Linked DNA regions of Homo sapiens: region 1 is linked to region 2. The links are chromatin contacts, found by Hi-C in ENCODE. All regions are on one chromosome and are shown on one strand. Each heading gives the region's core, a stretch centred on a gene start or an enhancer-like site at or near the end of the contact. The rest is flanking DNA. Distances are from core to core; before and after follow the strand shown.

Region 1 (2,873 bases), core at 334-2,833, 860 kb before region 2:
GGTGTCATCATGCTATTCCTTAAGTCTGTGGCTTTAGTTTCTACAACATTTCAGAACTTACTCTTTCCTCTTCGACCTGTCGTTATTAAAACACATCTGTTTGGCTTTTTGGCTCCCATTACCAAAAGAGGACCCTGGCGCATTCTCTTCTAAGTTGATAGACTCATTAAAGCCCAAATATTAATGAATGATAATGTCTCTACCTTGTGGAAAATAATTTGCATTTAAACAACTTTCAATGCCTAAGTCCAAAGAGATAAGTGATTGTGAGAATTTCCAGCAGGCAGTTGTCCTGGACCAGCCGGGGTAGTTGTCGAGAGGTCCCTGAAGCAAAATCCAATCACAGCCCATGGACAGCTGTCCACTCTGTCTCTGCAGGGTGGGTTCAGGCATGTATGACACCCTCAGAGTGTGCATGCACACAGATATGCAGGTGCCAATTAGGGACACTGAGACCATCTTAACTTCCATGGAAAAAAGCTGTCACTTGTGATATGCATGCCACTTACATATATTCTTTCCCTTAGCACTTTGATACCTTTTTGTCTAGCTTACAGTCCCACTAGCACAAAGCATTTCTTGGAAGAAAAATGAGGCCAGATAGGCATAAGGCTCAGACCCTGATAGGGTTTGGCTGTGTCCCACCCAGATCTCATCTTGTAATCCCCATAATCCCCACATGTCTAGGGAGAGACCTGGTGGGAGGTGATTGGATCATGGGAGTGGTTTCTCCATGATTTCTCATGATAATGAGTTAGTTCTCACAAGATTTGATGGTTTTATAAGAGGCTCTTCCCTCTTCACTACTCACTTTTGCCTCTCTCGCCTGCTGCCATGTTAGATGTGCCTCTACCCTTTCTGCCATGATTGTAAGTTTCCTGAGGCCTCCCCAGCCATGCAGAACTGCGAGTTAATTAAACCTCTTTTCTTTATAAATTACCCAGTCTTGGGTATGTCTTTATAGCAGTGTGAAAATGGACTAATAGACCCCAAAAAGGCAGGCAGGATACAGATTATTAGAGCGCAAATCACAGGATTCTATTGGCCTTCTGGGGCCATACCACACTCCAAACCACACTGAGAGCTCTGAAAGTGGAGAGGAGGAAAAGATTAAAAAGTACAACTTTTTCACATAAAAACCACAAAAAATAATCCTGATTCACAGACTGTACTGTGCAAGAAACCAGTGGGTTTTCTCAGGCAATTCAGTACTATCAGACAAAATTAAGAGAATTATCCAAACTACTGAAGAAGTGGAGTTCATCGGTTAGGTCTGACTGATTTGTCTATCAGGAGCCCAATGCAGCACTTATGCAAGCCTTATGTAGAGAATGCTACTTTCGAGGACAGGGTAGGTTAGGATGAGCTCTTTACTTTAGTGTGCCAGAAACAGCTCCAGGTGGTCTAGCCCAGGTGGCTGTCACAAATGAACATATCATTTTCTTTTGAATTATGAGAGAGTATGACTCATTTCTCCCCTCTGCACACACTGCTTCATAGGACCCACTGAATTTGCCACCTGGTGAAATGGTTATTGATCTGTCGTTCCTCTAGGGGATCCCCCAGTTTCATTTCCTTCATTCTCCAGACAGAGAGACACAATTGTGTAACCATATGGACACTTTCTGCATTTTATCAAAATGGCATCTTGTAAATGGAAACTCACAAGAGATTAGCACAGATGTCAGACACAAAGTACTTTGATGGACACACAAAAAGGGCATTTTGTAAACTACAGTGAAACCAGTTTCTTAAAGTATTTCTAAACTCACCAAAACTATAGAATTAAAGAGATCCTCAAGCCACTTTGAAGTACACATTGGTTTCTATCAGAACAAAGGTAGAATATGTGCTGCTTTAACAGGAGATGTTAGAGAACCTGCTGTCCACATGAGAGGCTTCACTTGTAGCTGACTTGCTTCTGTCTCCTGGGTGCTGCACAACACCGACTGGCACTTGTGACCTGAAGCTAATATAAAACACCCAGGAGGCCAGGATACAACTTGGGTTCACAGGGATTCTCCACTCTACTACAGGTGGATTCCTCCTGACCAAGCAAAGGTGACAGAGGAACTGGTGATACTTTTACCAAGATAAATCATGTGACAGGCAGGCCACTTGTCTTCTGAGGTCAGACACTAAGTCAGTGGCTCACAAACTTTAGCATGCCCCAGAATCACCTGGAACACTCGATAAAACACAGATTGCTGGGCCCCACTCCAGTGTGTCTCCTTTAGTAGGTTTAGGGCTGGGCCCAAGAATTTGCATTTCCAAGTTTCTCAGTGCTGCAGATGCTGTAAACCCCAGTAGCATCCTTTGAGAACCACCCCTCTAAGTTCAGTGTTGATATAACATTTTTCTTTCTTGCTACCATTGCGGTTCCCAGGGCTTGTGGTTGCGGAAGAGATGAGGGAAGTTGCAGCTCCTGCAGCAGCAGTTAGCGTGTGGGAGCGGTCAAACCCAGGGGCTGTTCAAGATGGATTAGTGAGGTGGGCGGGGCCTGGAATCGGGCAATCTTTCTCATGATTCCAGACATGTCTGTCTGTCTTGTCTGACAGTTTGAACCTAGTTTATCCATTTTGCTTTTAAGGCCCCCCTAAAGATAGTTTGAGTCCATTGGCCCACACCCATAGCAATGAGATCAGTATTAGAGAAAAGAAGGTTGGCAGATGGACTCAGAGAGGCTCACGTAGTAGCATCAATAAACAAACTTCATGAGGTGCAGTTTCTCAAGTGGTTTTGCACAAGTGGTCATAGCAGGGCAGGGAAGGGTGCACCTAGAGAGCCCTGTGTAGGCAGAAAACAGTTTTCTCAGCAGACATTCCTGGCGGCTTCTGGTGGAGGATTCATTTGAAATTGTCAGTCTGAAATGC
Region 2 (2,963 bases), core at 161-2,660:
AAATGTCAGAATAGACAAAACTAACAGGGGGATGAAGAATGCTACTATTAGTTAATTTCTTGAGCTGAGTTGTGGTTGCCCGGACATGTTTGTGTTAATCTTTGAAAGTTTACTGAACTGTATTTGTAATTTGTACACTTTTTTGTATGCTGTACTTCAACACGTTTTATTAAAAATATTTCTAAAAATCCAAATGTTCAGTAAGTTGTCCTATAATATGCATTAAAAAAGAATTAAAAAATACACAAGCATTTCAAAAGTTATTTTTTGTGGGTTAGGGTTATGGAGAATTTCTTTTCTGCTCTATACGTCTCAGAATTTTCCAAATGACCATAGTAGACATATATTACATTTATCACTAGAAAAAAATACTATTAAAATACAATTGTCTGAGATAATCTTGTACTACTTTTACACTAAACTAATTTAGTTCAAATGTGGGGACTTCAGCTTTTGCTCCCAGATGAAAAGAGCTTGTCATTTTGGAGCAAAGGAGGGCGTGGCAGTTGGTCGGAGTGTTTCCTGGTGGCCTAGGAGACTGCCAGAAACTCACCAAGGGCCACCGGCCTAGGGGGAGGAGCAGAGGTGCAGGTGCAGGGAGGGATTCAAGAGACTGTGAACTAAACCTGGGTGGGTCCCAGTCCTCACAAAACCTGGGTCCTAACTGCAAAACTATGGTCGGGCCTGGGAAGGGGCGGAGGACTCACTGGCGCTCTAGCCTCTGTGCTGGGTGAATTAGTGATTAGGCTCTAATCTTCACAGTCCTCATGATTCTATTTTTGTAAGGCCAGCAGCTAAGAGTGGTTTTTACATTTTCAAAACAAAGACGAATACGCTACAGAGACAGTTCCAGGCCCAAATTCTAGAGTATTTGCTTTCTGGCTCCTTACAGAAAAAGTGGGTAAACTTCTTGATTAGAGGGTCTAGGCAGAAGAATTCTAAGGTATTTAAAATTTTTACCTGGGAATGCGCTTGCTGGTGAGGCGGAGCCGGCGTGAAGCCAGTGTGCCCAGCGGCACTGGTACCACGCGATGCTGGATTGCCTAGGCTGGTCAGACGGAGCAAATCGGAATCCACGGAAGAAAATTCACCTCTTAAGGATCCAGTCCGGAAAGGGATGGCCGGGCTCTTCCTGGGCAGGGGTGCCCAAATGGATGAGGATGCTCTCTGCAGCCCTCGGCGGATCGCAAAGGAGCAGGGCTCCGGTCTTCTATCTGGGAAAACATGGTTGTCACTCGTGGAGAAGCCAACGGAGCCCCTGCGGAGTTTTCTTTCCTTTTCTCTGCTGCAGGCAGAAGAAGCGCATTGCGCGGTTCGCCGGGCTGTCTGCAACTTTGGGAGCTGCGCCGCGTGGGTGCGGCCAGCCGACCGGCGCGTGCGCAGTGAGTTCTCAGCGCCTCCCGCCGCGCAGGCTCGGCGTTGGCCTCCGCGGCCCGTGCGAGTGCGCCCTTCTCGGGTCCCCTAGGTCGCGGGGCAGCCGGGGCGGAAGGGGCTTGTTCATTATTTTGAGAGTTTGTTGTGAACGTCATAACCTTTCGTCCTTAAATATTGCCGATACTTGACCTACGCAAGAGACAATGTCATGTGATTCAGCCTAATATCTCAGTATGTATCCCCTAAGAATAAGGGATTTTTCTACATCAGGGTTTCTCAACCCCGCGCTATGGACATTTTGGGCAGGATGAGTTTTTGCTGTCTGTACCCGTAAGGTGGGGTGACGGGGTGGGGTGGGGGTGTCCTGTGCTAAACAATCACTATTTAGCAGCATCCTTGGCCTCTACCCATTAGATGCCAGTAGCAACCCCCTCCCCCAGTTGTGACAGCCAACGATGCCTCCAGACACTGCCAAACCCAAACGGTGTGGTTGGGGGGGTTGAGGGGGGGAGGGGTAGTGGTGAGGGTTGGGGGAAAAAGGAGAGGTACAAAGTTGCCTCAATTGAGGACCACAGGATCACAATGCACATCATCATACTTAGGAAATGTAACATTGTTATATTACAATAATCTATATTTCATATTTGAATTTCCTCAATTGTCCCAAAATGTCCTTCTTTACCCTGTAGTTTGTAAAATGTAAATCCGAGATTTAACAAGAATCACATAGTGCATCAATAAGAACCACATATTGCAGTTGTCAAGTCTCTTTCGCTTCCTTCAATATAGAGCAGTTCCCTAGCCTTTTTTGTTTGTTTCTCCTGGTATTGACATTTTTGAAAAGTCTAGCCCGGTGGTCTTCCAGAATATCCTTCAATTTGGAGATGTCAGATTGGTTCCTCATTATAAGATTCACGAGTAATAGATATGTACACACAAACATATATGCAGGAATTCTACCTAGGTGATGTATCCAATTTTATCTATTTTCAAATGACTTTTTAGCTGTCATAACATTTAATTTATAAAGCACCTCCCTGACCAGCGATTTGCAATATTTTTATCACATACGTAAATTTCCACATTGTAATTGGGTCTAAGATATATTTTCTTTTTTCCCCGCATTGATCTTATTGTCTACTTATGGGCTAATATACTGTTTTTATTAGAGACTATATTTCAGTATCTGGTAGGGCTAGACTGCATCATTGCTGTTTTCTTAAGTGTTTTTTTAATGCTGGGTTATTTTTTCATGTTAACTATAGAATATAGCCCCATAAAAGTACTTTCAAAAAAAAAATCTTCTGCATACCTTTTCAGTTTATGATGTTGCATTTTCCTTTTGAAAAGCAAGGTTTATTTTTTCTCGTGCTCAAGTTTCAGCTTTGTGTCTTTCAAGGAAGCATCATAAAGGTTTTTCACTTGTTAAGTTTATTCTTAGAGTATTTCTCTTTTTTGTTGGTATCGTAAGTGGGATTATCTCTTCCACTTTTCCTTATAACAGCTAGATTCTTACATAAATGAAGGTACTGATTTCTATGTCTAATTTTGTATCTTGCTACCATATTGAATCTCCTGTTGCTTCTAGG

Evidence for each region. Hi-C counts contacts between places; a loop is a spot of excess contacts on that map. Pooled maps may share reads with other maps.
Region 1: a loop to region 2 is called in a map of tibial artery, with 5 times the contacts of the local background. The contact joins the enhancer-like site here to the promoter of LINC00882 in region 2. A Hi-C loop is called at or near these places in 3 of 168 maps with a recorded cell type or tissue (ascending aorta, chondrocyte and tibial artery) and 14 of 50 pooled maps.

Annotation. Positions count from the first base shown.
Region 1 is chr3:108,099,746-108,102,618 of GRCh38, reverse strand. All of the region lies in intron 1 of LOC105374031 (a long non-coding RNA gene), which reads right to left. Among named protein-coding and RNA genes, the nearest start is that of CD47, 10 kb to the right of the region's middle. RefSeq lists an enhancer at 1,184-1,253 and a silencer at 2,334-2,403. Within about 2 kb of position 1,583, at least 4 of the 41 ENCODE cell types and tissues checked have a DNase peak (open chromatin) inside an H3K27ac peak, as active enhancers do.
Region 2 is chr3:107,239,085-107,242,047 of GRCh38, reverse strand. It overlaps LINC00882 (long intergenic non-protein coding RNA 882), which reads left to right and starts at 1,410. Exons shown (of 4, transcript NR_028303.1): 1 at 1,410-1,605. It overlaps DUBR (DPPA2 upstream binding RNA), which reads right to left and starts at 1,356. Exons shown (of 4, transcript NR_028302.1): 1 at 961-1,356.